Regions from separate parts of the Mus musculus genome. Here all the other regions are linked to region 2. The links are chromatin loops, found by intact Hi-C in ENCODE. Cell type or tissue: left cerebral cortex. All regions are shown on one strand. Region 1 overlaps Vps8 (VPS8 CORVET complex subunit). Region 2 has its middle 34 kb from the start of 2510009E07Rik. Region 3 overlaps Vps8 (VPS8 CORVET complex subunit). Region 4 holds the start of LOC108168286 (a long non-coding RNA gene).

Evidence for each region. Peaks named below come from ENCODE experiments on the same cell type or tissue, not always from the same donor. Only the 100,000 strongest peaks of a DNase experiment are listed, where the experiment ranks them.
Region 1: it touches region 2 in a loop (6-fold over the local background); 29 of 42 quality-filtered maps call a loop at or near these places.
Region 3: a loop joins it to region 2, with 10 times the contacts of the local background. A loop is called at or near these places in 34 of 42 quality-filtered maps.
Region 4: a loop joins it to region 2, with 2.1 times the contacts of the local background. A loop is called at or near these places in 12 of 42 quality-filtered maps.

What each region holds. Positions count from the first base shown.
Region 1 is chr16:21,485,269-21,493,268 of GRCm38, reverse strand. All of the region lies in intron 20 of Vps8 (VPS8 CORVET complex subunit), which reads right to left. Among named protein-coding and RNA genes, the nearest start is that of Vps8, 66 kb to the right of the region's middle. In left cerebral cortex, a CTCF peak has its summit at 4,683 (motif pointing left); DNase peaks (open chromatin) are centred at 4,680 and 5,141.
Region 2 is chr16:21,724,520-21,732,519 of GRCm38, reverse strand. No RefSeq gene overlaps it. Among named protein-coding and RNA genes, the nearest start is that of 2510009E07Rik, 34 kb to the right of the region's middle. In left cerebral cortex, a CTCF peak has its summit at 4,473 (motif pointing right); a DNase peak (open chromatin) is centred at 4,455; H3K4me3 peaks cover 430 bases; H3K27ac peaks cover 243 bases.
Region 3 is chr16:21,612,676-21,620,675 of GRCm38, reverse strand. All of the region lies in intron 45 of Vps8 (VPS8 CORVET complex subunit), which reads right to left. Among named protein-coding and RNA genes, the nearest start is that of 2510009E07Rik, 78 kb to the left of the region's middle. In left cerebral cortex, a CTCF peak has its summit at 4,718 (motif pointing left); DNase peaks (open chromatin) are centred at 3,639, 4,440, 4,680 and 7,873.
Region 4 is chr16:21,535,452-21,543,451 of GRCm38, reverse strand. It overlaps Vps8 (VPS8 CORVET complex subunit), which reads right to left. Exons shown (of 47, transcript NM_001285893.1): 34 at 3,344-3,433; 35 at 138-184. LOC108168286 (a long non-coding RNA gene) reads right to left here and starts at 121. Exons shown (of 2, transcript XR_001781925.1): 1 at 1-121. In left cerebral cortex, CTCF peaks have their summits at 4,358 (motif pointing left) and 5,948; DNase peaks (open chromatin) are centred at 717, 4,350 and 6,677.

The sequences.
Region 1 (8,000 bases), 240 kb after region 2:
CCACTGGTATGTCTACTTAGGAGTCTGTCTTCCAGTGACAGTGAGAGCCAGCTGCAGAGGCTGGAGTGGTGAGTAAAGAGTCTGGGACAGAGGACAGAAGAGGCAGGAAGAGCACACAGGGAAGCAGAAAGCTGAGAGAAGAAGGGAGAGTATCAATGCATGCATGACTGGAATCCCAAATAAGAAGGAAGGCGCTGGAGCATAGCAAGTAGCCCACCAGGGAATTCAATAATGTTTCCTGAAATAAAAACACCTGCATCTCTAGCCTGAAAGAGCACCAGGGGGAAATGGTCTGAACTGACACATGGAGATGCAGAGGATTCTAAAAATAAAGAAAAGGCCAGGGAAATAAACCCATCATTCGGGAAAGCAAAAGCCTCTAGGCTAGTCCCGGACTTAGCCACAGTGCCAGAGGTAACAACAATACTTCCTAGATCTTTAATTAAATGGCCTCCAATATAAAGACTGGAGACGAGCAATTTGAACGCGGCTCGAAGAACATTGTTCTCACAAACCTTGAAAATGCTTAAGTTGGTACAGAGTTCTGAAAGATGAGATGCCTGAAAAACAAATTTTAAAAACCCAGAAACACCAGGCACTAAGCAGACGAATAAGACAGATCAATTCAGACTAAGAGAGAAAGCTGTAAAATCAATTCAGCACCTAGGCAAGAAAGACGCCAAAGCAGATGAAAGAGGAAGTAACTAGACTGGGGAGGTGACTCAGGAGGTAAGACCACTGGCTGCCCTCACAGAGGACCTGGGTCCCAATCCTAACACCTATGCGGTGGCCCACGACTGTCTGTATCTCCAGCTCTAAGGGGTCTGACCCCTCCTCTGGCCTCTGCGGGCATTTCATGCATGTGGTGCACAGATATACATGCAGGCAAAAACAAATGCCTATGCACATAAAATAAATATGTAAAAAAGAGGACAACTCATTAGTTTGGAGATAAAAATTAAGACCATGAAGAAAAATTTATCATGGAAATTGAGATGCTAAAAAAGAACCAAACAGAAATTTGTGTAATCAAAGAATGAAATACACAGCAGAACCTGCACAAAACCTTTCAAAGATCCAACTGTGAACGTTTCAGCGTGGACTGGACAGGGGAGAATTATGAGGCCCCGCCCTTATCTTAGGCCCTATGGCAGTTAATGGCTGTAGGAGGGGACAGTCATAGGCATAACCACTACTAAATTCTCCACAATCCAGTAAACACTGCATCCAAGCATGTGCAACCAATCCTGACTAAGCTCTTGGATTATTTATAAACAAACAGGCAAACAAGAGGCATGTGAGAAAGAAAGGGGATTGTAGAAGGAGACAACAGAGGGGAAGGGGCAATGTATCATCAATATTAATTATATGTATTTATATGAAAGAGTAAAAAAATTAAAAGCTATTGTAAAAAAAAAAAAAAAACAACCAAACAAAAACAATATATCAAGTATATTAACCATGGCACCAAGGAGTAAGGGACGGAAGGGACTCTATGAATTCAAACCATCCTAGGTTATATAGCAAGTTCCAGGCCATCCAGAGCTAGTGAGATCATATCTCAACAACAACAAAACCAAACTATACTAAACGGCAGAAAACATCACCAGAGACGTGATCGGGCCCAAGAATGGATTCCAGGCACAGGGGACACCGTCAAGACAGCAGCACATAGAGATGTATAAAAGGAAAGGCAATTAATAACCACAACCCAAACAAGAGACACAACCTAAGAAGTCATGGGGTAGAAGGAGATGAGATAAAGTCTAAAGGCGTACACAATTTATTCAATCAAAGTATAGTGAAGATTTTCCAGAGCTAGAAAAAGACATCCAAACCCAAAGACCTGATCACCGAAGAACCTAGCCATGGCAAAATGTTACAAATACATTGCCTAGCATTGTAAGGAACAACTCCACATCACAGAGAAGACACCAGCATAACATCGGATCTGTCACCAGCACTGAGAGCCAGGAAAACAGGTCTACATATTTCAAGCTCTGAAAAGAAACTGCCAACCATGACTGCTACATGCAGCCAAGTTCTCTCTTAAAACTGACGGAGAAATGACTGCTTCCAGAACAAATTAAGGCAATTCATGACAACTGAGCCCGCACTGTCTTAAGGGACACTACACAGAAGGAGAAGAAAATTGTCTCACCCACAAGGACACAGGAGAGAATGCATTTCACAAGAGAAACAGCTAATGGAGCATAGTGAAGATGGCCCCAACCAGTAAACAAATGAGGAAAAAAAAAAACAAAAACCTACCAATAATTCACCCAGACACAACCTCCAACAAAACTATAGCAAATAGCAAAACCCACCAGAACAACCATCTTTTTTTGTTTGTTTATTTTGTTTTGTTTTGTTTTTTGAGACAGGGTTTTTCTGTATAGCCCTGGCTGTCCTGGAACTCACTCTGTAGACCAGGCTGGCCTCGAACTCAGAGATCCACCTGCCTCTGCCTCCCAAGTGCTGGGATTAAATGTGCCACCACCGCACGGCTCAGGACAACCATCTTATACACAAAATGCCTTAACTAACCAATCAAGACCCAGAGAAAGGCTGGATGTGGGGGTTGGGAGGACAGACAAGATCCAGAGCTGGGGAGATGGTGCTTAAAACACAGACTAAGTGTGAGGCCTGGAGTTCATATCCTTATATGTATATATATATATATAACCTATATGGCTATATGGCTGTCGTGGCCCAATTTTAATTTCAGTACATTAGACATTAGAAGTCAAGCTAGCCCTATCAGTGAACTTCAGGTTTAACTGAGAGATCCTGCTAAATGAGTAAGATAGGACAGTAGGAGGACTGCCCACATCAACCATGGGCCTTTACACAGACATGCACATGACCACACATGCACAAGACATATGTGCCACACATATATGCACAAGAAAGAAAACCAGTACATGCTGCCTCCAATAAACCAGTGTAACTAGCAAAAACAGCCAAAACCGGGGAGTCAACGGTCAGGAAGCAACATACCAAGTAAAAGTACGCTGGAAACAAGCTGGCTCAGGAATTTCTATATCTGATATGGTAGATAGCAAATCAAAACCAGTCAGAAGAGGTAAGAAGAGAAAAATGGCATGCATGAAACGAGTGTAAATACTTATGGAAACAATGTAAATAGATCACAGTCCTGGGGACCCACTATGTGGTCTTCTGACATTCACTGTGGCATACATATACATGCAGACCCCCTCTGACTCACTCCCCTACACATAAATAAATAAGAAAATGTTATTAAACATATATTTTTTAATTGAAATAATTCCTTGTTTCTTATCAGACCACAATGGAACCTAGAAATCAACAGCAAACCTCAAACACTACACAAACATGTAAAGACCAAACAAAACCCTGGTAAAAAAACAGTAGTCCACAGAACCCAAGAGGAAACTTAAAAATTACCAGAACCAGATGAAACTGGTGGCACGCCCTAGTGGCGCAAGAACCAAAGGGAAAGGCTTACCATTCTAATCACTCATATTAAAAAATCAGAGAGATTTCAAAATAGGTAACCAAATGATTTGCCTCAGGGTTCTCGAGAAATAAGAAGCCACTAAAACCAAATACACAGACAGCAAAAAATAATAAAGATGGGGACAGAAATGGATGAAACAGTAAAGAGTAATTATATAAAATCAACCAGTGCCTCTTTGAAAAACATTAACAAGATTCACAATTCCCAAGCCAAACCAAGCAAAAACAAGTCAAACAAGGCCAAACGTATAAAGTTACAGATGGAAGAGACCTATCACCAACGAAATACACAAGGTTACTAGGAAATGCTTTTAAAATGTATATTCTCAAATGTGGAAACACCTAGAAGAAGCATGTTAACTTCTGAATGTGTACAACCTGCCCAAACTAAAGCCAGATGAAACCAACAATGCGCACAGACCCAAGAAGCTGTGGGACAGAAGCAAAGTGAAAAGTTTCCCACAGGCTCCAGCCAGAGCCGGGTTCTGGCCCAGGACTGGGCGGCATCAGTCTGAACTGAGCAGGAAAAATCTACCAACGCCTCTGAAACTGTCCCACAAATGGGAAGGAAAGGAACACTACAAAAGCCATTCTAAGAAGCTGGTATTTCCAGCAGCAAAACAAGGACACACGTACAAATCACACACACAAGCAAAATACAAACCACAACACACAATTTCCCTGATGAACACGGGTGCAAAAGGGAAGATGCCAAGACTATCCCTACTTGGAAGATGATGTCCTTAAAGGACCCCGTGGACTCTAGCAGAGAACTGCTCCATCTGTCAACACGGTCAGTACAGTGGCAGGAGACAAGGTCAGCTTTCTTATGCAGTAATACTGAATCTGCTAAGAAAGAAATTAGGAAGATTACCCCGTCCACAATTGACGAAGAAAAGGGATAAAACCATAACCAAGGAGGTAAAGGCCTGCACAATGAGAATGTTCCGACTTGAGGAAGGAGATGAACAAAACACCAGGTAATGGGGACGTCCGCTATGTTCCTGAGTTGGCAGAATTCATTGTATGGAAATGACTACATTACCAGAAGTATTCCACAGATTCACTGTAATACCTTCAAAATTCCAATGGCTGCCCTGAGAGGACATCATAACTGTTAAATAGCATTACCTATTGACTCCACGAGGAAAGTGTGGCTGCTGGCAGTAGGTACGAGGTGCCACCTGCTGGCAGGACACAAATTAGCACTACTGACATTTTAACCAGTAAAGCTCATTCTTCTGCCTCCAATAATAGCTTCTTTAATTTGTTTTTATTTTTTACATTTGTTTGTCTTAAGGCAAGGTCTCAGAGATCCAAGCTAGCCTTGTACTTCTAACTTTTCTGTTTCAGATTCCTACGTAATAGTATTAAAGATTAAAGTACAACAAACCTCCCAGATACTACAAACCCAAACTATGCCACCCAGCAAAGGAAGTCTTTTTATACAGTTCTTAGCACTGTGTGTGGATGGAGAAAGCCACTCCCAGGACATAAAGATATCAGAGGGAAGTCTCACGGATTTGGGAGATGGCTAAACTGGTAAAGTGCTTGTATGTATGCAGCATGAGAACTGGGTACAGTGCCCAGCACCCATGTAAAAGCTGGGTGTGGCAGCACATATGCAACCCCAGCACTGGAGAGGCACAGGCAGGAGAAGCCCAAGGGATTGCTACCCAACTATTCTACTCAAATCAGTGAGCTCCAGACTGAGTGAGAGAACAAGGTGAAGAGCCATAGAGGAAGACCCAGTATCAATCGCCAGCTTCCACATACACACAGCCACACATGTGCACACACAGACAGAGACAAATACATAGACACTGACAGACACAGTCAGTCATAGACAGAGAGACACGGAGACAGAAACAGATAGACACAAACAGATAAATATAGACATTGACAGACATAAGCAGAGACAGAGTCACAGACAGTCGCAGATGAGAGACACAGACAGACACAGAGACACACACAGACAGATACAGATACAGATAGACACAGAGACATAGAAAAACAGACTAGATACAGTCACAGACAGACAGAGACACTGTCACAATCACAGACAGACACAGACAGGAAGAGACAGACACACAGAACTAAGACAAACACAGACACAGAAACAGTCACAGACAGAAACAGACTCAGTTACAGACACAGACACAGGCAGGAAGCAAGAAAGGAAGGGCAGAATCTCAATGCTAGGAGTGGACTACCTCCTTATGAGTTGTTGGTCAGAAAGGCTCCACTGGTTCCCAAAACAATAAATACTATGACCATTGCTGTTGACTGCCCATGGCAACTCAATGGTAAGACCCAACTGTGCAAGGCACCAGGTGCTTTGGCTTCAGGCCATAAAGAAACAAAGCTGAACTTATTGACATTTCACAGTGCTAGAAGGTGCTATGTAGGCTGCTGGGGGAGAACTATCACTAATGTGAGGCTTTCAAGTTACAGCAGGTGCAAGCCAGTCAAGGTGTGCCCACTTAAGGGGATAGCCAGCGTTTTTCTGATTGGAGTTGAAGCCTGCTCTACAGGAGGGAACTCACTCTGGTAGCCTGATCAAAAGTCCAGTCCTAGTGAGGAAGCTACAACTGTTTTGCCAACTGGGCATGATGTGCCTCTCAACTTGCCTTCTACATATCCATGCTGATGCCAAAGCACTGCTGCTCTTAGGCCTGGTGAGAGAAGCTTTGACACTAGGCGGTGGTTAACGAGACAGGTGACCCTTAGTACTCAGATACCAGCTAAGAGGGTATCTACACCACCTGCCCCAAGGTACATCGCAAAAAAGAAACATACGAATGTGAGGGCCAGAGGAAGAGTCAGAGTGTCATGGAGCCTTCATAGGACCTACGCTGGATTTGGTCCATCGAGAGGCATAGAGAGGGTCCCACCACTTCTTGCAGGTGCACAGGCAGTTTACTCACTGCTGAGGGAAAGGATTTGCAAGAAAGAAAAGACAGGAGACTAGACACACACGTAGAAGTGGATGGGGTGGGAAGAAGAAAGGAAAGGGAGAGAAGAGAGGGCAACAGGGGTATAATCAAAACATTACATACACATGCATGTATGGAAATAGCAGAATAAAATTAACATATAATAATAAAAACTTACGAAATGCCCCTCCTGTTCAGAAGCCATCCTCCCTTCATTTGAGTAGGACAAACAAAAGAAAGGCATAAATCCAAGAGCTATCTCCTCAACAGCACTTCACTTCAAACTGAAATGCACCATCTTGCTCCCTCTTCTCCTTCCCTCTCTTCCCTTTCTCCCTGCTAGGAAGCCAGACTGGACTCAAAATCACTGTGCAGCAAGAGATAGTCTTGAACTGAATATCCTTGGGTCTCAGTCACCTGCAAGTTGGAGTTATATAAAGTGTCTCATCACAATCCAACATCTTCTCCTGCCGGTCCACCTCACGTGCCGCTTGCATCTCAGCCTTGGTCAGACAGGCTTCTCTTTGCAGTGGGTGGGAGTTAATGCAGACTCACAGCTGGTCCAAGTGCTGAGAGCGAGTGATGCTGAGTGCCCAGCTCTAAATGGACCTGCCATCAGCTCCAAGGAGAGCCAGCGGGGACTTTAGCCTTATTCAGGATGTGCCCTTGGTACAACAGTGTGGGACTGGTAAGGGGTTAACCAATCACTTCCTGGTCGTATTTCAGGCCTGCTCCAGAGGAGGAAATTCATTTCTCGTACTGTGATCCTGGTCAAGAGCCCATGCCTCAAGAGGTCATGGGCCCTACCAGGGCCTCTGCTCGTGGGCCTGAACAGACTGAGCCCTTGGGGATGAGGGCTGACACCCTGCTGTTACTGTTGCAGGGGAGGGGCATTCCTTCCAGTAAACAGCCCCAACCTATGCACACAGGCGCAGCCCCACTTAAAGCTGGCAAGTCACATGACAGTGGGAGGAGAGCTGCTCACAAGACAGGCGCAGGAGGGTGTTAGGAGAGTACTGGGGGTCAGTACACTAGGACTAAAGATATTTCTAACTCCTACCTAGCTACACCTTTCAAATCTAGTAAACAAATTTGAATCTAATGTTTAATCTTGTCAGGTTTATACACAATTAAATGGGATTTTCTTATCAAGATCATTTTCAATTTTGACTCTTGCTGCTACCTAGCCCTGACAGGCTTGTCAATAAACTAACTTTACTTATGTCACTGATAAAAACTTGGGTATGAGCCGGCGGTGGTGGCACATGCCTTTAAACGCAGCAGAGGCAGAGGCAGGCAGATTTCTGAGTTCGAGGCCAGCCTGGTCTACAAAGTGAGTTCCAGGACAGCCAGAACTACACAGAGAAACCCTGTTTTGAAAAAAAAAAAAAAAAAAAAAAAAAAAAGACAAAAAACAAAACTTGGGTATGAAGGTATGCATGCGCGCACACACACACACACACACACACACACACACACACACAGACACACACATACACACACACTATATGCACATATACATATATGCAAAGATTAATCACAGGAGCCTGACATTACAGACTG
Region 2 (8,000 bases):
AAGATCCAAAGACCATTAACAACAACAACAATGAACACCAAGCACAACAACAACAATGAACACCAAGTCCTTTTTTGAGTTGGCCATGGTTGGGCAAGAGAATCTACAAGCATTATAAGCTACTGTTAATGCCTTTGTTTGATCCCCCGATGTAGAAGGTAAATCACAGGACCCAGAGGCTCCTGAGCTCTAACTGACCTGTAAGCGTCCTCCCTGAGAACTTGCTTTCACAGCACCAGAAAGCACTATGCAAGCTTCCAAAAGAGGGAGGCAATCAACAACCAACCCATATATACATACAGCAATCATCATATGCAAATAGTAGCACCCATACCTTAACACTAACCAACAGCTTTCTAACTAGATTCAACAAAAGAGTAAACGTGCTTGGTACTAGAAACCTAGTCAACTAGCTACTAGGACTAGTACAGTCATGGATATTCAAGGGAAAACCTAGAACCACCACCTTACTAAACAGCGCAATTTCCAACTACATTCTATGTAATTGTCTTTATAACCACAGATAAGTGTAGGTTTCATCCCTCGTTACAGAAACTTCTCTTTACATCATACCGAGACCATGACAGAAAACCACAACCAATCCAATGCAGAGTTCTGAAGCCCAGTTCCAACTGATACATCTATAACCCAACTCGGGTGCCTACGGTTCAGTGGGGGTGGAAGGGTTGTGAGAGACATGATCAGGAAGTTTATGTGAGATTATGTTTCCTAAGATTGTCAGAAGCTACACCCATAAAGTCTCACCGGCATGGCTGTCTAAACCCGACCTGGACAAGGACAACAGCAACAGACACAAAGCCTCAACCTTCGACAAAGTACTGTGAGGTAAGCCACCAGAGACCACCACATGGGGACTCTTAAAGCTGACAAGTAAGTCTTTATTGCCAGCCAGTGGCTGCACAGGGAACTTGCCCAAATCACGCATCCCTGAGCTTCGCAGCCCTTTCTTTGTCTTTTATGCACAAACCCCCACATCCTGGTTGGTTCTTCAGTAAGCAAGATGTGGAACTACAGATGCCAAAAAGGAAGGGTGGTACATTTGGGGACTTTCCTGGGCCGATGGCCAGGTCTTTGATGGATTAGGTTTTTGCTCCCATTTTTGGCAGGTGTTGGGACCTACTTTCTGGGTTTTAAGGTCAGAATGATGCTCCTGACATGGCATCAGATATGCTAAGGTCTAGGGACCAACTCCAAAAGAACTGAGGCAAATCAGGAAAGCTGAGAGCAGGAGAAATAGTCTTCACCGGGAACAGCACATCAATTAGTTATCAATACGAATGGGTTAATCCTGAAAACACACACATACAGTGACAGTATACAAATTGAGCAGGGCTTTTTTATGTGTGTAAGAAAATAGATGTAGCCGGGCGTGGGTGGTGGCGCATGCCTTTGATCCCAGTGCTCGGGAGGCAGGGGCAGGCGAATTTCTGAGTTCGAGGTCAGCCTGGTCTACAAAGTGAGTTCCAGGACAGCCAGGACTATACAGAGAAACCCTGTCTCAAAAAACCAAAACCAAACCAAACCAAACAAACAAAAAGATAAACCAAAATAATAATAATAAAGGAAAGAAAATAGATGTAATAACAAGAAAAGAAAGAAGAGGACATAATTTGAAAGAGAGCAAGATTTGTGAGGGTTTACAGGGAGAAAGGGAAGGAGGAACTGATACAACAATATTATAATCTCAAAAATTAAGTGTTTTTAAGATCCCATCTTACCCACCTCCCCCTCTTACCCGTCCTGCTCCTGTCCCCTAGGGGGTGGTCCCAAGGGTGTGAGAGCAGGATTGCTGCCCTGCCTCTTGCTGGCTGCAGCACACAGGACAGCATCCCACCCACCCTGACTGAGCAGCACAGTGGAGGTAGCCCTGTTGGCAGGGGCACAGGTGAACCGGTCCTACCCATTGTTTGCCAAGCAGTGGTGTGGGCACCAGAAAGATGCACTCCACCACCACCAGTAGGAGATCTGGCCCTGTTCCTCGCTGGCTGCAGCATTTGGGAGAGCAGCCCTGCACCTTGCCTGGACAAAGCAGGATAGCTAGCCCTGGTGGTGTGGGTGCAGGGGTACTGGAGGACTGACCAACTTAGATTCCACCCAGGCGCAGATCCAGGGCTCTGAGTTGCCTCACTTTAACATCTACCCCATCTGTGAACTGCTGGAGCACGTGAAAGGGCCGATCCTGCAAACCCAAAGCTGTAAGGTCTTTATGATACGGGGCAACAACAGGATGTCTGAGAGGAACCCCTGTATGGACCCAGTATTGATGGTGTGGCAGAAGCCAGAGGCCTAAAACCACACTAGTGACTCATGGCAATGGACATTTATAGGTAAAGATGTGTGGACAAAAGGGCACACCATGTAACACACCATGACACACCACAGCTTCCACCGTGAGCTGGTTTTATTTTAACTTTATTTATTTATTTATGTTGTTTTTATTTTTTGTTTTATTTTGTGAGGAAGGTTGCAAGGGCAGAGGACAGATATGAGGGACGGGGAGATGAGTGGGATTGGGGCTCATGATGTGAAGCTCACAAAGAATCAATAAAAATCTTTTTAAATCCTACCTTAAAGTTTGTTTCCTAGACTAGCTTGTCATCTCCTCCTGTGGACCAGGATCCCTTGGGAAAGCCTCTGAGATCTGGTTGGCCATGTAGAATCTTCTGGCGTCTGTCTTGCTGGTGGATGCTCTTGAGACTATACCTGTGGGGAAGCAGGCAAAGTGAGGTAAACAGAAGATGTTGGGCTGTGATGCGAATGCAAGGGAAGCAGCCGTGGTCCCCTTGGGGAGCTGCGAGGCTCAGGATGCTCTGCAGAGGTGTCCTGAATGGATCAAGGGAGATGAATGTTTGCACCTCACTTTGGGCTTTTATGTACGTTGTCCCTAAGAAAGAAAGATAGCATTGGACGGGCTTCCAGTCAAAGCGATATCCTCTTCCCAAGCCCTCTCAGCATCAGGGATATTGAAGATGGAACCCAGTTAGTTCTGCCTTGGAGACCAGCATTGCTTTAATCAGTTTTATCTCCAGTTTCACTGTTCACAAGAAACTCAAGCTCCCTGGTGTTTCTCACCTGGACTCTCATCTATGTGTGTATCCAGTGCCTCTCAACCCCCCACATCCTCCTTATTGGCTTCCTAGAATCTGCAATGTATAGCCACAACACCCAGACTCTCAAAATGTTCCCTGAACATTCATTCACCTTGGAAAAAATCCTTAGAGCATTTGGTCAGGGCTCCAAAGAATAGCTTGTCTTGCCAGCTTCTGAACAATGGAGAAGCAAGAGAACTGTCGACTGTGGAAATGAATATATCACCATGGGTTTGAAGGGTAGTAACCCTGTCAACCTAGGACTGCTGCACTGGCTAACGCAGCCCCCACATGGCACAGTGCCACTGGACCACATTTACAATGTCACCTTTTCTAAAGGCCTCAGGTGCATGTTTCTATAATTTAGATCTGGTCCCCTGAAGACCCCTGTGCTAAAGGTGTGGTACCTGCTGTGGCCCTTTGGGAAGGTCTAGACTCAAAGGCAAGACACTGTAGGATATCTTAAGTCACTGAGCCTGTGTCAACATTCACAGGAATGTTGGGAGCTCTGTACCCTCTCAATCCCCTCCATGCTGCCCATAAATTGAAGATCTTTGTTTCATCGGGCATCATGGTGTGCTACCTTCTCATGGACCCAAAGCAGCAGAGCTACCTGGTTATAGACTGGATACCACCCCCCCAAAGTGAGACAAAGTAAACATTTTCTCTTATTAAGTTGGTAATCTCTGGGCTGGAGAAATGGCTCAGTGGTTAAAAGCACTGACTGCTCTTCCAGAGGTCCTGAGTTCAATTCCCAGCAACCACATGGTGGCTCACAACCATCTATAATGAGATCTGACTCCCTCTTCTGGTGCATCTGAAGACAGCTACAGTGTACTTAGATATAATAATAAATAAATCTTTAAATAAAAATAAAGTCATAAACCAAGGTAACTTTAGACCACATTGCTATTGGGGGTGCAGAGGGGTTTGGACGCTATTCCATAGGCCCAAGAAGCTCTCTTAGCTCTTGGATTGGCATAAGTGTTCTGCTCAGTTGAAAGCTTCGAATCAATGGGGTTTTTATTTATTATCACAAGGCGTTGCTTCAGATTTAGAATGGGGCAAGAAATGGCTGCTCCAGAATGCTAAAGGTAGCCCTGGATAAAGTAAAGCCTTGGACCTTTATGTGTCCAATCTCTCCACGGTACTGAGATTCCAAGCCGTCCGTCAGTCTCCGCAGACACGAACGCTCCTCCCAGGAGCTCACTGGTCACAGCCAGACTCAGCTTCTTTTCAGGTTTTTGATCACTTAGCTGCCCAAGCATCTATAGCGCCACATGATGAATAGCTGGAAAACGAAACAAAAAGTGTAATAGAAAGAAGCTGCTTTTTACAAGAGCAGGAGGTTTTCTCTTCTCCACCAGATGGCGCTGTTGAGTAGTTTCTGTAAAAGTTCCAAGTTGGCCATTCAGTTTTAATATCTAGAGGATAAGCCACATGTTCCGCAGTGTTTTTCTAAACTAACATGTTTTATAAACTTAGATAGACTTTTATGGGACTCTTGAGACTTGTGGGTGGGCAAAATTTGGGTCACTCTCTTAACCAATAGGCAGGATGACTGGGTGAATATTAGTAATAGAATTTCAACAACCATCATGTATTTGGCACCTAATAATAGTGTGTGTGTGTGCATATGCGCACACACACACAGGCCAAAGGTTAACATCACATATCTGCTTTCATGACTCTCCATCTTATTTTCTTTATTTTGAGGCATGCTTCTCACTGAAACTGGAGCTTACCACTTCAGCAAGGCTAAGTGGCCAGCAAGCCCTGAAGAGTCCTAGCCTCTGGCTCCCAGCCATACAGGTAGGTGCCACAATGCCCAGCTTTATGTGGGTCCTGGGGATGAAGCCCAAGCCCTCTTACTTGCCCAGCAACATTTTACTGACTGAGTCACTGCCCAGTCCCGCGTCCCCCATAAGGATTTTTAAAAATGAGATGTGGTCTTATATGTACCACAGTCTAGATTCAAATTCATGATTTCCCCTGCCTCAGCCTCCCAAATGCTGAGATTATAGTGCAGTGCACCCTGCCTAGTTTCTGATAACCTTTCTCAGACTTAAAAAAAAAAATCTGTATGGCAGATAAGTGTAGCTGTCAGCCTTCATCAAAGAAGATTCTTTTTGTAGTGGACAGAAACCATTACAGAATGCCCCCAACTTGTCAAAATGCAGAGAAAAATGGACTGTGAGGTGCAAAGCCACACCTGATGCATTCACAACACAATCCTTACGCCTAAGACTTGGGTTTGGAAAGGCTGTAGGAGCCAGAGGACCAAGAAGCCTGCTGCAAGACTGGGTCTTCTAATCTATGGCCATGAGATCTAAACAACACGGCTGTTTAAACAAGAGCTCAACAGTGGCAATCCTGGCTGACGAGTCGTCGTGGGGATGGGGAAGTCACATGTCACAAGGGGCTCCACCCCTAGATGAAGAGTTACAGACAATTAAAGACTGTCTAGGGTGGCAGTAGACTTCCCCAGGCATGAGCACCCTAAGTTGTTAGTCAACCCAAAGTGTGTGTGTGTGTGTGGCTGTGTGTGTATCTATATCTATATATCTATATATCTATATATCTATATATCTATATATCTATATATCTATATATCTATATATCTATATATCTATATATCTATATATCTATATATCTATATATCTATATATCTATATATCTATATATCTATATATCTATATATCTATATATCTATATATCTATATATCTATATATCTATATATCTATATATCTATATATCTATATATCTATATATCTATATATCTATATATCTATATATCTATATATCTATATATCTATATATCTATATATCTATATATCTATATATCTATATATCTATATATCTATATATCTATATATCTATATATCTATATATCTATATATCTATATATCTATATATCTATATATCTATACATCTATACATCTATACATCTATACATCTATACATCTATACATCTATACATCTATACATCTATACACCTATACACCTATATACCTATATACCTATATACCTATATACCTATATACCTATATAGCTATATATCTATATCTATATATCTATATCTATACAAGCAACAGTAACTGGGCTCAGCAGGTTTGGTTATAAATCTATTCACACATATACTTGTAAGAATAATAAAATGAGGCCATGAATTTGAGAGGGAGAGGAGGAAGTAGAAGGGTCGGAGAGAGGATATGGAAGGGGGAATAATGCAATTATATTTTAAAATGTTGAGAATCTAACATAAAACATACAAGAGGGTAGGGGTAGGGTAGACATGATGTAAATAGTACTGAGTTGTCTTAGTCAGGGTTTCTATTCCTGCACAAACACCATGATCAAGTTGGGGAGGAAAGGGTTTATTCAGCTTACACTTCCATACTGCTGTTCATCACCAAAGGAAGCCAGGACTGGAACTCAAGCAGGTCAGGAAGCAGGAGCTGATGCAGAGGCCATGGAGGGATGTTCTTTACTGGCTTGCTTCTCCTGGCTTGCTCAGCCTGCTTTCTTATCGAACCAAGACTACCAGCCCAGAGATGGTCCCACCCACAAAGGGCCTTTCCCCCTTGATCACTAATTGAGAAAATGCCTTACAGTTGGATCTCATGGAGGCATTTCCTCAACTGAAGCTCCTTTCTCTGTGGTAACTCCAGCTGTGTCAAGTTGACACAAAACTAGCCAGTACATGAGTATATAGTTATTTAGCACTTATGACTTTATGTAGTAAATAGTATATAGTTATGCAGTACTTGTGTAATAAATATAGTCCTGGACACTCTCAGCAAAACCAATAAAATAAATGTGAAAAAAAACAAAGAATATTCAAGTACAGGGGAAAATGTATGAGATCTCTGTAGTTTTCTCGCAGTTCTTGTTTAGTCGTAAGAGTGAGCATAATAGGGCGAGGACTGCAGCCCAAGTACAGGCTTAGCATCTGCCAGGCCCTTGGTTTGATTCCAGCGAGCACACAGATGTGCACATGCATGCACACACACACTGGAGTGAAAGAGAGAGTATAATAATGTTATTTCAACTGTAAAATTTGATTAATTACTCTTATATGAGCTATGAAAAGATGGCTTTAAAATCTGGTCAAGGACTTACAAATAATTAACACTGGAATCTCTGCTTCTTTCTATAGAGATGATTTTTCTACTAACCAATCTACTCAGCATTACTTTCAGCGTATAATGCCCATGTTAGTGCAAAGTAGCAATTTCAGCCTTCATAAAATTTGGCAATTAGTTCGCTTGCTCTTGTCTTAAGGGCCACTAATTTGGAAGGTGATTGGGTTTTGTAACTTGCTACACAATTGAGACTTTCAAGGGTTCAATGAATTCTTGCGTTATTGAGGGATTAGTGGGATCCCTCTGAGAAATGGCCATTGTGTTTTATTTTCTAGATTAATCTCCAGTTGCCTTGCCTTCTCCATGCTGATTATTCATTCTACCTTTTAATTATTATTGTTAATTACTCTCAGAGTTGGGATGAGAAAAATCAGGGAGGCATCATTTATACAGTCATCTGCTTAACTACCTACCTACATCTATTTGTATATGTTATAAAGCATCTGAGAGAATGAGGAAGTGGCCCAAAGAGATGAGAGAGCAGAGCTGGAGTGGTGATTGGACCTTCTCAAGGTCCATGATGGAGAAAGATGGTGAGCAGATACAGAAGCAGAGGTGCCAACATTTAAACTTGGCTGCACTGGGCTGCTGGAGGTGAAACTGTGAGGCTCACTCTCAAACAGCATCAGGGGAAGGAAAAGTGTGCAGTATGGGAAGCCCAACTCACCCCTTCTCCCTTCCTCTGCAGTTATCCCCACTACTCTGTGCCTTGCCTGGACCTGGGGTAGCCAGAACTCTGAGCAG
Region 3 (8,000 bases), 110 kb after region 2:
AATTGTGGGAGCACATGGGCATATTAAAATTTTCTTGGGAAGACCAGGCCCAAGAATTTATTGGAGTCACCAGATTGAGGAAAAAGTCTAATTCCCTCACCTGTACCCCATAAATTGATGGATGCCTAAAAGTATAAAAGCATGACCCCAATACCAATGGATGGTCTGATCCCAGGTGTCTGCATCAAGGATGGAGGGTTCCCAGATCCGACTGGTCCCCATTGTTAATGTAGCCTACTCCCCAGCGCCGGCTCACCTATGTGCCCATCTGGACCCCCACCTGGTGTGGCTTGTCCCTTTGCAGTCACACTCACAGCTCTGCTCTCAAATCTGACTCCAACAGCTCTGGCTCAGCACTGGGCTACTTTGTATCTATCCAGACTTCCTCAGTACACTGCCACAGCCTCCTCACTCTGCGGAATTCTCTTTAATTTATATTCATTCTGTAACACATGCACACATCTACATGTACATACATACATGTACATACATATACCTTTACAGACTCTGTGTGCTGTGTGATTTGAGAGTTAATAATTAACAATTAAATTGTAAAGATGGGCCAGGCTACCAAGGTAGATGGATTTAATAATAAAGCCATCATTGAACAATTAAACCTTGCATTCAGTATTCCGTAAACGCTGACACCATGTAAAGACACAACGTCTGCATGTTTGTATGTTCAGGACATGCCCACTATCAGGAAGATAGCTCTTAGGGCTTCCCAAGGGGGAGCAAGAGAGGTGGGAGGCTTATTCCATCCCAAAGAACTCCACACATTCTGTTCCCAATTGCAACTGGGAAAGGCATTAAAACCAAACCTAACCCAACCAAGAAATCATGTAAAGGTTCGAGAAATAGACCTAGTGAAGAATGGCAAATGAAAAACAATTATCTGGAGAAAAAGGAAATCTATGAATTCATGCCGACAGCAAGTGTCTGGTGTCTGAACCAAGACTCCTCCTCCCAACCCCAGCCCAGCAGAGGGGACTCCAGTGCAGACTCTGCACCCAAGAGTGGCAATGCCTGCCTCTTGGAGCTCCCAGAATGCTCTGGATGAGGCAGAGCCCAGTACCCTCAGCCTGCCTCCCATTATGCATGTCTAGCCCCAGAGAGATGAACCTGAGTGGTGGGCGTTGCCTGAACTTAGAGGATGGCAGTAGTTCTATCTGTGAGGCTGTATGCTGCCCTCCCACCCTTCCCTGGCATGTGAGGCAAGCCATAAGCAGAAGAAATACCAAGTATTATTATCTTTTTAATTTGTTTTTTTTTTTTTCAAGACAGGGTTTCTCTGTGTAGCCCTGGCTGTCCTGGAACTCACTCTGTAGACAAGGCAGGCCTCGAACTCAGAGATCCACCTGCCTCTGCCTCCCGAGTGCTGGGATTAAAGGCGTGGGCCACCACTGCCCTGCGAAACACAGAGTATCAATCTTTTCTGTCAAACACTCTAAAACTTTCATTTATGACAAGGAATACAAATCTTTTTATTCCCCCCCCCCAAGTTGTAAAATATGCAAATGTTTTAATCTCCCTTATTTGTACCCTTTCTTTCCATAAAGGCCCTGCAACAACCTTGGAACTTAATCGACTTAACTGACCACCCCTTTTCCCAGTTTCTTTTCTTTTGGGTCATTCCCCCCACCTTCCAATTCTTTTAAAACTAGCCAATTGCAGGGGTGGATCAATGATTCTGCAGCTAGGAACATGGCAGTTCTTGCCGGGGACCTGGGACCAGTCCCCAGCACCCACATGGTAGTTCACAATCGTTCAACTCCACTTCCAGAGGATCTGATGCCCTCTTTTAGCCTCTGAGGACACAAAGTATGCATGTGGTACATAGCATACATGCAGAGAAAACATCTGTACACATTAAATAAATGTCCTCTACCTGCTGTGCCCCACCCCCTTGTCTTTTCCTTGGTCTGTCTGTCTGTCTGTCTATCAAACTAGCCAATTGTGAAAGAATGTGAGGTTGGACCCCAGCCAATGGGGAAAGGGTACAGTCACCACCTCTCTTAGAACAAAACAGTGACTTCTGTCTGGTTGAATATGCTCTTCTGCTTGAGTGAATACAGCACCCTTCTGCTTAGAAGGAAAGTTCTGCCTTATAGGGACACTGTAATTGGGGTGGTCTCTTCTCTGGGGCCCTGAGATTATTTCTAACAGTTGGACCAGAGGCCGCAGCCTCCTCATCCTGGCACAGAAACTTTCCACTGTCCCTGTCCGAAGCTCCAGAGATTTGGGATGATAAGATTTCCCCAGGGATAAAAGCAGGTTCATACACCTATAGTTTCTCCCTTCTTCTAAAGAGAGCCTGCTTCAGTGCAGTGCAGCTGAGAGGCGTTGGAACTCAAGTTCTAAGGACCACAGGAGTTGTGAAAGGTAAAGGAGAGGAGTTTCTGCTGTGATGCGCCACAGATGAGGGAAAGATGACTGGGAGGAGCCTTAGTGGCAGGCAGAATGATAAATATAGACTTCAGGAACAATGACATACAAAGAATCAGAGTTGACACTTGGGTTTGAAGAACAATTGATATCCTGGGTTATTGTTGAAAACAAAAATGGCTGGGTGTGGTCAGAGATTAAACGGAGAGGCAGGCAACACCACAGCCCCATGGTTACCCCAGGGTGAGTGTATCTGCACTGTATTTCCTTAGAGAAAAGTATGAGATCCCATGGTTACCCCAGGGTGAGTGTATCTGCACTGTATTTCCTTAGAGAAAAGTATGAGATCCCATGGTTACCCCAGGGTGAGTGTATCTGCACTGTACTTCCTTAGAGAAAAGAATGGGAAGCTTAATGTGGAGACCAAGCTGCACTTGCTCTGTTGCTCCGGTGTGTAGGGCCGCGTGTGTGAACCACAGTGTTCAGCTGTGCCTGGCTTCCTGGGGCCTCAACTTTACAAAGCAGCATTTGGCTCCATTCTGAGCACAGGCAGAGGCATGTGACTTACCTCGTCCTTACACATGTACAGAACCACCTCTCCAAGCCCACCCAGGAGGCCCAGCCTGCTCAGAGTTCATCCCCAAAAGTAAAAACCCACCAGCTATAAACTCACCTACATCTGGGCACGTGGATGTATAGTGCAGGGACATCTGGGCACACAGATGCGTAATGCAGAAAGTTGACCCAATAACGCATCAAGCACACCAGGCTAACACAGGGTATAACATCCTCACCCGGACTACGAGGTCCCTAGATGGCAGTGCCCTAGCAATGCCTTAAAGGCTAGCCTGGGCTCAGCTCGGTCTGGACCCTGATCAGGTAAACAGGACTGCTATGGATAAACTAAAGCGTGCATGCAGCATTCCTCTGAAACCTTTGCCTGGAGGATCCTTTTCTTCCCTCATCCACCCCTACAGGCGTGGGGCATCTACTTCCCCACTACCTAAAACAAACCTATAACAGACCCAAGTCCCCAGGCTAGTGCCCTGGCTCTTCTGGCCAGCAACCCTTCCACCCCTACTCTAACTTACAACCGTTCCAGCTCACAGGCTCCCGCCCCCATCACCTTTTTCTTTAAAACTGGCAAAGCTCTCCCTGCCTTTAGATATTTTCTCTGCCTGCTCCTCTTTGCTCAAGATAGCCACAGCAGTTTGATTTTCCTCAAATAAACATTCCTTTCTATCCACAGAGCAGCCTAGTTTACAGACTAACGCTTACATTTAACACTACAATAGTGGCGTACCCCCTCACTGGGCATCTGACCATCCAGTGTGTAAGGTAAGGAATTAGACCAACAAGGCAGAGAACTCCCAACTACCCCAGGGGCCTCAGCTTTGCTCTTTTCCCACTGCCTGCTCTGCAATCCTGCAGCTGCAACTCTTCAGATGAGTTAACACAGAACCCCAAAGGGACTCTTTGCATCTGCATTATCTCTCTGCCTCTATTTCCATTAAAGCCTCTTGGTTTCTTTAACTCTTTTGTAGCCATTCCTTAAGGTAAACATATGCATGGTTATGTGATGTCGAATATATGACCTGACAGTTAATAATAAAGATGGAAATGTAAAAATCTGGGTTTACCAACAGCTAGCTAAAAAGAGAAATCAAAACTACTTAGCAAATGAAATAAATGTAGCTTGTGAACTTAATGCTATTTGATATATTCTGACACCGTGGAAAGACACAAATGTGTCTGACTATGTTTATGGGATAGTACGTCACACCATTAACAGTGGAGGAAAATAAGCTTTACTAAATTATTTCAACCCATCACCAAAACATTATAAAATAATAATGAGCCCTGGGGGCAGATGGGTAAGTACATTGTTCTCAAATGTTCAGATCCCATTAAAAACCACAAGGTGTGCACACATAGGAAAGCATTAACCAAAGAAATGGCTGGAAACCACACACAATGGAGCCAGACCCCAGATTTCACATGGGCTTCAAAGCAGTCTTGATGCATGTGTTCACAAAGTGAGGGGAGCAGGAGACAAGGAAACACAGGAGGGTGTGATGCCTGCCACCACCAACGGAGAACACCAACAAGGAAACAAATACATGGAAGCTAGATGAAAACTTGGGAGTTAACACTGGAACAGAAATAGAGAACTCATTAGAATGTGTCAGAAGAAAACCTGAACAGGCAAAAGAACTGGTGAACACACATGAGCAGAAAACTGAGTTTACGAAAGCTGGGGCTGGGCAGATGCTCCCTCCGTGTAGTTAAAGCACCCGCTGCTCTTCCAGAAAACCCACACTAGGATCAGACGCCCTCTTCTGGTCTCTATTGGATACTACATGCACATGCACATATCCACCTTCTGCTCCCCATATTCATAAAAATAAAATAAATCTTATTTTAATAGACTACACAAGATGAAAACCACAGAAAGAAGACTAGGAAGAGCTTTGGAGAGACGTACGGTCCCAGCAGCATAGCACAGCTAATGAGACCCTACAGCAGAAGAAAAACATTTCAACACTTATGCCTCAGAATTTCCAAGTTCACTGAAAAGTAGTAACGTTCACATTCAGCCAGCTCAACGGACTCTGAGTATGATATGGATGGATGATAAGACAAACTCGCAAATGGGAAAAGTAAAAGACAAGGTGGAAACCACGAGTCACATCGAGGGGTAGATGGGAAAAGCCCTAAGATTAACAGCAGCAACAATGGCAGCCAGGAGTCACCGAGGCAACATTCAAAACCTTCAAGAAAAACCGGGCAGCCGAAAATCCTACATCCAGCAAAGCTGTCTTCTAAAAGTGCATGCAAAACAGGACTTTCCTAGATAAATGAAAACCTCGGAGTACTTCAGAGATGTCTTGCAGGTCTGACCACTTGAGTCAATCCTAGAACCCATGATGGAAGTCGAGAACCAACTCCTGGAGGTTAGTTGTTCTCTGATCTCTATACGGTACTGAGGCACTAATGCCCACCCCTACCTACCTCTCTGACAAGAGTGACTAAGATAATGAAAACGATTTTCACAATTTCAAATGCACACAGATAAGCAAGGAGAACAAAAGATAACTGTATAATCGTAAAATGCTATACAAATGCCTGTTTTCACATTCTCTCACAACCAATTCTAAAGAGTAGTTGTATGACATGAACGCAATGCAAATAGTACTTAAACAAATCAGGCCTACACAACTGGCATTATCTGGTTCAAATCAGAAACTGAACCAGAAAAGCAAAGATACACACAGTGAACCCAAGAGCACCACAAAGCATGCTCCCTGAAAAAACTTTAAAACTAAGACAAAACAAAAAGCCCTGAACACACTGAGAAATCAATGAAGGTGTAATGAAAGGGTCTATACAGGAAACAGCTGAGCTGGCAGCCGGTAAGCAGTGTCTGGATAGCAGGAGTTCTGATGGAAGGGAAGCAGGATAAAAAGCCATCTACAGAAAGCATATAGAGAGATAGGCATCATTATCTCTATAAAAAGCCATCTGGTTGTCTGCTCCCTTCCCCAACCCCCTCACCCTGCTTCCACTGAGTTGGGTCCATTGGGGAAGAGGCACCAAGAACTTTTAAGCACAGGAGCAAGAGAGCCAGGCTGGAGGGTGAACTGGGTAAGCCACAGAGTGAGACAGCAGGTTGTATCAGCAGACAAAGGGCACAGGAGTCAGAAAAGCCCAGATGCCAGCACCCTGGCCATGGCCTGGACAAGCAGGACTGGAAGAAGAGCCTGGCAGATGCTGGACTCAGTGTGCAGGAAGGAGAGGAGAGGCCAGCAGCTGTGCTTCACCTAGCAAGAACAAAGTACACTTCTCTCAGTGGCACACGGGACAGTTTCTAAAACTGACCACCAGTTACAATGGCCAGGAGTTAGGAAAGAGGATAGAAAGCTAACTGCTCTCCTAGTTTTAATTCTGTTGTGGACTTTTGATTTTTATGATGGATAAGCACATAAAATATACTTGATGCTGAAAGTATAAATGTAACATAGATCTGCACAGATGCCGCTAAGAATGGCCATGCCAACGATGCAGAATTTCACCGAGTTGTATAGACTTTGTGTCTGCTTTGGGGTGATGCTTTTATTTGCATGTTTTAAATAATAAATTCTATAAAAATAAAGAACAGTCACATTAATGGCTGCATTAATAATGCTGCAGCCAGGCACAACAGGCAAAGGTGCTATAGGGTCTCAAGTCAGAGATGGCAGAACTAGGAGCCAAACAACTGTTCTCTAGCCATTTGCAGTCAATGGTCAATTATCCTGTAGAAAACAGAGTGTTAACATATAACTCAGTAGTTCACCATGGCCTGAGAACCACGTCGACAGAGGAAGCTGCAGAGACATCTACTGTGACTTTCTGTATGACTGCAAATACCTATAAGCAGCTAAGATGTCATTTGAAGGTGAGTGGATAAAGCAACCACAGTACCTACAAAAGTGTTCTATAATGATGAAAGATTAACTAAGTCGTGAAATGACACCGAGACGTCTTCAATGCTGACCACTGGGTGGGAGATGCAACTTACTAACTATCCCAGAAAAGGCAAATCACAGAGGCAGCAGAGAGGTCAGTAGTTGCCAAGTGTTTGGGGAGGAAGGATTTGAGGCTCGATGGAACTACAACGTATGACCTTCAGTAGACACAGCTCATCACACACAGAACTCATAACACAAAGCATCGAGCCTAAAGTGAACCACAAACCTTAGTTAATTAATGTACCATCAACTGTAGTAACTACTGTAAGATATTCCTTCCAAGCTGATCCAACCACTATACTGGTACCAGCTCCATCTTTGGAACTACTGAGAATGCTTGTCCTTCCATGTAACTCAGTGTCCTCCAGATGTCTGACACCAGCTCGACACTAGTCTTCTCACGTCAGCATACCAACACTGGTTGCAGTCTTCTCCTGAGCCTGTCAGAGACCACATCTTGCTCTTTGCTCCTAACTGCTATGAATCCACCAACCAGCGGTTACTGGGGCTGGCCGCGGTTACTGGGGTTGGCCGCGGTTACTGGGGCTGGCCGCGGTTACTGGGGCTGGCCGCGGTTACTGGGGCTGGCCGCGGTTACTGGGGCTGGCCGCGGTTACTGGGGCTGGCCGCGGTTACTGGGGCTGGCCGCGGTTACTGGGGCTGGCCGCGGTTACTGGGGTTGGCCGCGGTTACTGGGGCTGGCCGCGGTTACTGGGGTTGGCCGCGGTTACTGGGGCTGGCCGCGGTTACTGGGGCTGGCCGCGATTACTGGGGTTGGCCGGTTCTCCTGATGCCACAGAAATGCTAGCTTGTTCTGGATTCTTTTTTCCTTAAAAAAATTAAAAAAAATGAAATCCTAAAAAAATCATGAACAGATTTCCTCCTCATCTCCATTCCTGACATGAGTGGGAAGACAAACTGAGTTAACACTTCTTACCACCAGAACAGCCGGGAAAGGAAAATGAGCCACAAATTCTAATACCCTCCGCTATTTGAGAAACTGGGAAGCAAGGTCTTAGAGGTCTGGTTCTGAGCTGAGAAGAATCCACCGAGAGCAAGAACTACCCAGAGGTTATTCTGAGAAAAACGTCAGCTGGCATCAGC
Region 4 (8,000 bases), 190 kb after region 2:
TTTAATAATCACCCCTTTTTCCATTAAAAATAAAAAGAGCTAATCTACCATTTGGATACCAAAGGCCAGTATCTTAACTCTAGTTTCTTTCCATCCTTCCATGAGTGTATTATGAAAGCCAAAGTTTATTAACATACCTTGGATCAAGAAGACTCCTCAAAAATTTGAAAAGCAAAAGCTGGTTCTGAATAGAAAAATAAAAAGCACAATTACATATCAAATTTCCAAGATTGTGCAATGCTAAAGAACTAGTCTAGTCTGGCCCTTCAAAGCAGGTGCTTGTGTCTCCGTGGGGCCTCTGCACACCTCAGGGCTGCAAACTCTCAACAGCTCCAACACCCTTCACACACCCTGTGACTTCAGACCCTTCCCAAGAAAGTTGGCCCCAGCACAAGTGTTACTCAAATGGTCAGTGCTTAGATCCGTGTTGTTGACAAGGGACTTGGGCTGCAGAGGGAGTCTCAGACTGACTCAACTGTCCTCTGCCTCTCACAAGGGTCTGCTGTGAGACAGTTAATAGTGGGGAGAGTTGAGGTGTATTTAAGGTTCAAATTAACAACTACCTCCAAAACCTCAACTCTTTATCTCTGCAACAGCATCAACCACAACTGCAAAGGGTTAGCCGTCAGCACAAAGTCTGGATTCTATTCCCAGCATTCATTAGCAATATGACCATGTAATTCTTAGTGTTCAGTTGCCTTATGTGGAAACAAAACAACTCCACCCACTCCACTGAACCCCAGCTGTATCTTTTCTGCATTTGTCAAAAGTAGTGACAATTAAATGAGATAAAGCTTCTTATAGCTCATGAATTTAGTTGCTAGGTTCTTAAGAAGCCTAAGCAAAACTGAACATTTTTTTCTATGTATTCAAATTTCTTCTGTATCAAGCAGGGAACAGTCCAAATGAAAAGAATAGTATAGTTTTGAATATGATTTCTAAATCTATTTATGGCTAGGGATATAGCACAGAGATGGAATCCTTGTGTAGCATGCACAAGACCTAAGGCTTGATTGATCTCACACTCAAAAGGGACAGGAACACACACACACACACACACACACACACACACACACACACTTATTCATGTATATATATATATATACAAACACATATGAAAGTATAGAAATACATGCTAGTTTTTTTTTAAAGACTGGCCCATGTATAGTCATTAGTCACTATCAGCCTTCATATCCTGTCTTCTCTATGTTGCTTCCTTTTGTTTTACATGCCTTTCCTCCTGGTTATGACTTGAGTTTCCTTCCAAGAGCCCTGGGAACAAATTCAGGAGCAAATTGCATTAAAAGTGAAGGAAGTCCGTAAGATCAATGTGGGGTTTATACAACCACTGAAGCCTAGCAGACATATAATGTCTTCGAAAGAACTGTGAGGAACTCAAACAAACCAATCAATCAGTCACTTAAAAAGAAAAAAAAAAAAAACTCCATTGTGCCCAGATTTTATTTATTTGACCATTCAATGATACTCATTCAACAGGCTTCTCTGACTCTTACTACAGGAGGAGGTAGAAATAATTGTTAATTGTTAATCTTACACTTTTAAAGATAATCCCAGAAGCACCAGAACAAGTGAGGTTTAGCAGAAGCGATTTCTAAAGAGAAGAGGGGTCCTGGGTTTGAGGTGGTGTGAGCAGAAGCATTTTTTTGCCACCCCGACACCTCAGCCATGTGCCCTTCCCCAGGCCCCAGCATCATTCTGGCCCAGTTACTATTCCCAGAGCCTGGCCACAGATCTTCCATGGAATCCATCATCATTTTAACTCAATTCTTCTGAAACTGCCATTTGCCTGGTCTATCTTTGTCCTTCTGAGCAGAGATCACACACCCAAGTTTTCCTCGTTTCCATTTCTGTTTTTATATGTTATCCTCTGCATTTGATGTTTCTGGTCCCACGGCATAAACACTGAATGAATTAATGGATGGCCATAAATTTAATTCATCTATTAATTCTCTGAGCTAGTTAGTAGATCTACTATTGGATAACCTAGGAACCACTTAAAATTTTCCTGCCTTACTGAGCTTCTCTCTAAGTACGCAGACTCATTTGGAGCCCATATCGGCCACTGCTGCTGGCTTTGTCCTGGTTACCACTTTTTTTGCCCTTTTGCCTTTCAAGTGGTTATGGCTCCATTTGTGTTCTTTGCCAAAGTTTTCCATAAAAGAGATCTAGCGTTAACATCCTTTGCTTAAAACACTGGTAATTCTCAAGCACAGAGAAATGTAGATGTAATAAAATCAGCTCAAGCCCCATGTATATTTTCTGGGCTCTATATCTTAATGCACCCCTTTTAAAACTGCTTCTCACTGCACCAGTGCTGCCTCCTTCCTCCACCGCATCCACTATCTCTTGTTTCCCACAGACCTGCCCACACTCTGAACCCAGAGTCTCTACGTCTTTCCATACCAGTGCCTTTCCTTCTGGAAAGCCTTTCCCAGATCTGCCTGCAAATATGACACCGTCGTGGCTCTGGCAGCTCTGGGAGCTGTTCTCTCACCATCACTCTTCTCTCGTCCCCATGGTCCCTTTTACTAAGGGTAGTCCAGCTCGGTAGCATTATACTGCAGTGCCCTAAGTGTGCTCCTTGGAGCCTAACCCTAAGTGCTCTGGTACAGAGCGGGGCCACGTGGGTCCTAATGAGTGAATCCTCATCCCTACCACTGCTGCTAGACTTGAGGGCTGTGGGTTGTACTTCACACCCCTCATGTTGTCCAACTGCCGAGCTCTCTCCTCTGGCCACTGGTACTGTGGTGATAAACTATGAGGAACAGTCGGCCCTCACACCACACTTCTCCCAGAGCTTCTCAGCGTTCACCATGCACAGCCACAGCTAGAGAAGCTGTTCCTTGGAAAAATCTAAAACATGACCATGGACTCAATTTGAAGGGGACAAAGATCTGTTTAAGTAAGATGAGCTGTCAGCAGAATAGGGTTGTGGATCTTATAGCTAAAGAAAACAGGAGGCTCTTCTATGGCTTATGGTTTCTAAAGCAGTGTAGGTTAGAGTCTCAGAGCCATTCCCTTAATATCAGGATTTGTTATCCAACAATCCACTCCCACATCTCAGTACTCAGAGATTAATGCACAGCTCCTCCCATCCACATCCCCTCACAACACAGGCACAGAATGCACACAACATACCACACAAACAGAACATAAACCACATAGGCAGTGTGCACACACATCTAACATACACACACCCACACATACTCACCACCACCACCACCACCAAACTACATTTAATTGGAACTCTGAATTTAGCAATACATGTAACCAGAAGTCCTCAGATCCAGGTGCCCTCCCATTACGTGTTCACAGCCCTTACCTGAAGCTGTCCAATGACCACTTCGATCTGCTCAGAAAAGTGAGTAGCCACCAGCTCTGCGGCTTTGCAGGGCTTCAGGGACACAAGTTCCTGTAGTCAGCAGAAAAGACAGCCGTTTCACGTGCTGCACTTAATGGGCTATCCATAGACATGAGGCTTGGTACTGTCATGAGCCTCCACAGTGTACTTCAAGAGTCCCTGCTTTAAGGCTTTAATTTAAGGCTCACATTAACAATTAGCAAAGTTAGAATGGTCCCATACTACAAATCAGAATTGAGGGTGTTTTTTAACCTCTCTAGAATTTCTAGACAGAGTAAACTTTATGGAATTCTGAATTCTGGACATGAGAGCTATGGATGAACAAGGGAGTAAATGCCCCCCAAGTTCCCTGTCAAAGAGTTTCATGCTTGAGCTTCAAGAAATGAGAGAGTCCTGTTTTGATTTCTTTAGCTAAAATCCTAGCTTCACCTCTGTTGCAGGGTGAATTTATAAACCAGAAATATTTGTGGAAATCAAGCTAAGTCTTGACGACACTATCGTCTTACCCACTGATAATTGCCCATTTTTAATAGGATCCACGTCGGTCAAAGCTAAGATTCCCACATGAGTCTCCTTGAGCTTCCTGCTCCTGGCTACTCTTCTTATTGAAGCTCTCCTTTTTGGGATCACTCAACACTTCTGCCTGCACTGCTTGGTTTTTATTATCAGTTTGACCAAAACTGGAGACACCAGGAAAGAGGGACACTCAACTGAGGAACTACCTAGATCACACTAATAATCTGCAGGCCTGACGGTGGGGCATTTTTTAAATCGATGCCTGATGTGAGAGACTCCAGTCCATCGTGGGTGGCATGGTACCTAGACTGGAGAGCCTGGGCTGTATAAGAAAGCTAGCTAAGGGGCTAAAGAGATGGCTCAGCAGTTAAAAGCACCGGCTGCTCTTCCAGGAGACTTGCTTTTAATTCCAAGCACCCACATGACAGCTCCCAGCCATCTATAAATCCAGTCCTAAAGGACCTGATGCCCTCTTCTGGCCTCCTCAGACACTGCACATACACAAAAAATAGGTACAAATAAAATCTCAGAAAAAGGAAGGAAGGAAGGAAGGAAGGAAGGAAGGAAGGAAGGAAGGAAGGAAGGAAGGAAGGAAGGAAGGAAGGAAACAAGTAAGCTGAGCATAAACCAAAGCCCAGCAGCCACTAGCCAGCATTCCTCCATGGTTTCTGTTCACTTCCTATTTCCACATTCCTGCCTTCAACTCCTGCCCTGCATTCCCTTAGTGGTGAATTATGTGCGAGAGTAAATAAGCCCTTTCCTCTCCAGCTGCTTTGGTTGTGTTGTTTACTACAGAAGTAGGAAGCAACTAGAACTGAGCCTTTCAGTTTCTGCCTTTCTCTGTGGGAACACCCTGCCCAAACATAGCTAAAACATAGATAAAAGCAAAGACGAAGTCTGGAGCAGAAAGCACAGTATACCAACCCCGCAGCAATGCATTCCAGTGAGACTGCGTGACATACAATAACAAAGACTCCAAAAGAGTGACCGTAAGAACAGTCAATGAAATCCAACAACACAAATTCTTGAGTGAATTAAAAAAAAAAAGCAATACAAATAAAGAGGGGAATGAAACAGAGAAGATGATACAAGATATGAATGAGGAATCCAATGGTAATGAATACTGAAATCAAATAAAAACTTTACAAACAAAAAGCTCAACAAACCAAATTAAAAACTGAGTAGAAAGCCTCACAAAAGGATCAAGTAAGAAGACCATCGCAGGCCCTGAAGATGGGGATGATTTAAAACATTCAGACAGCAACACAAATAAAGTAACAAAGTGGGAATAGAGCATGATAGAGCTACAGGACACCATTAAAAACCTGCAGACCATAGCATAAATGTAAAGACAAAGACAAAGACAAAGGAAGCAAGCAGTTGGTATCCACTGAAGCGTGAGAACCTGATCATGGGTGCCTAGCACACACATAAAAGCCAGGCACAGCAGCTTCTCCAACCCCAGAGCATGGGTTGACACAAATACAGACAGATCCTGGGAGTCTCTTATATTACAGTCTAGCCAACTGGCAAGCTTTAGGTTTGTGGTGGTTTGAATAGGCTTGGTCCAGGGAGTGGCACTATTTAGAGGAGTGGCCTTGTTGGAGGAAGTCATTGTGTCATTGTGGGAGTAACCTTGTGGGAGCCAGTCTTCTCCTAGTGACTCAGATGACAATGTAGAACTCTCAGCTCCTCCTGCACCATAACCACCTTGATGATAATGGACTGAATCGCTGAAGCTGCAAGCCAGCCCCAATTAAATGTTGTCCTTATAAGAGTTACCTTGGTTGTGGTGTCTGTTCACAGCAGTAACTAAGACAAGGTACAATGAGAAATTCTGTCTCAAAAAAGCAAGGTGGAGGGAGACTGAGAAAAACACACCCAGATGGACCTCTGGACTACATAACTGTGAGTGCACGGCACACACACACACACACACACACAGAGAGAGAGAGAGAGAGAGAGAGAGAGAGAGAGAGAGAGAGAGAGAGAGAGAGATTGAGATTCAATAGTTATAGCAGGGGGCGCTAGAGAGATGCTCTTGAAGAAAACTGCACTGAGCTCCCAGGAACCACATGTAACTCCAGTTCCAGGGTACCTAATGCCTTCTTCTGACCTCTGTGAAAACTAGGCATGCATGCGGAACACTATATGCATGCAAGCAAAATGTTCATATACATAAAATAAATCTTTAAGAAATATATTTAATCATAGTAGAATTTTCTGAAATCCAGGGACAAAGATAGCCATCCACATACAGAAAACATTCAGAATGCTAAACAGGTAAAACCAGAGGACTTCACCAAATTATACTGTAATGTTCTGTACAAAAAAAATACTGGAAAATCAGGAGGTGAGTACAAAGTCATACATAAAGGCAAAGCCATCCCAATGCTGCAGAAACACTAAAATCCAAGAGGACAGTGAATGATGTGTTCCATGTTCTGAAGCAATAACTGCCAGCCTACATTACTATTTCCAGAACAGCTCTCCCTTAAAACTGAACGCTGATCTTAATTGTCAACCTGACGTGCCTGGGAAGAAGAGGAAACCGCAGTTGAAGAACTGTCTTCATCAGCTTGTCCCAAGGACATGTTTAAGGGGCCATTTTCTTAATTGCTGATTGATATAGGAGGGTCCAGCCCACTGTGGAAGGTGCCACCCATTGGAGGTGTGCCTGGGCTGCAGGCCAGTGGAAGCAAGCTGGTAAGCCTGTTGCTATGCAGTATCTGGTTCCATTCCTGCCTTACCCCTTTAATGGTGTAAGTCCGGTAAGTCTCTCCTTCTCCTAAGCAGCTTCTAAGCAGCGCCTTCCTCAGCTCAGTGTCAGCAGTAACTAGAGCAGAAGAGGGTGCTAGAGTGTGGATTGCTGCATCGACAAACCTCATGCTTTGTGAGAGGAAGGCAAATGATTTTGGAACTCTGGGCTGGAAAAGCCATTAAGGGCTCAGCTGCACGGGCTGCTCTGAGGGAGCTGGGAGACAAGGATGCTGAAAGCAGTGTGGGTGATGAAGGCCTGGATGGTGAGGCTGCAGAGGGACTGGGTTCTTTCAGTGACACTTTGGACTTTCACACTGCTGGGATTGTGTTTTATCCTGTGGTGTTAATATTAACATGAGATCTTGAGTATAAGCCAAAAAAGGAAAGTTGCTTAACCATGATGCGTTTGTATCCCCCACTGACAAGGCTTGAGGGAGCTCATGACAGCTCATCTTGGCTGTCAACTTGAGATGCCTAGGAAGCGGGGAACTCAACCAAAAACTACCTGTCAGATTACTCCTTGAGTATGTCTATGAGGCAATTTCTTAATTGCTAATTGATACAGGACGGCCCAGTACACCGTGACCGGTGTCACCCCTGGGGAGGACGGTCAGTAAGCGGTGCTTCCCCCGGGCTCTGTCTTGGTTCCTGCTTCAAGCTTCTGCCTCAGCTTCCCAGTGAGGTATTACAGCCTACAAATCAGATGAACCCTTTCTTCCCCAAGTTGTCTTCAGTGTTCTATCACAGCAACAGAGCCCTCACTAGAGCAAAGGACACAGAAATAGTTCCCATGACAGACATAAACCAAACTCATGAGCACCAGGGTCACTCTACGGGAGATACTTGAAGGCACCCTTTACACTGAAGAGAAAAAGAAACAGCACCGAAGCCATTGGAAGGATCAGCCGCACTGGAACCACAGGCAAGTGAAGCAAGAAGAGACCCAAGCATTACAAAAACGGCAAAAGGAAAAGAATTAATGCATACCTTTCAATAATTACTAAGCGTTAATGGCCCCAATTCTTCAAGGAAAAGACCCAGCCTCGCATAGTAGATTAAAAAACAGGATCCATCAATTTCTATTTCTTGTATTCTGTCTGATCGATCACAAGGGACTAAGACAAGAACTCAATACCACAGTGAACTATAGGAAAATCAAAAACGAACCAAAGCCCCAGAGAGACCAAACGGCACAGCGGTGACTGCTGCGTGGTTGGCGAGGTCAGGAGCAGGGTCCGGCTACCTGGGCTTCCTCGGCCCTCCAAGTACTGCAGGTGCATGACCCCTGACAGTCTCTTCTCTAGGATACACAGGTCTCCATGAATTCAACAGAGATCCACTC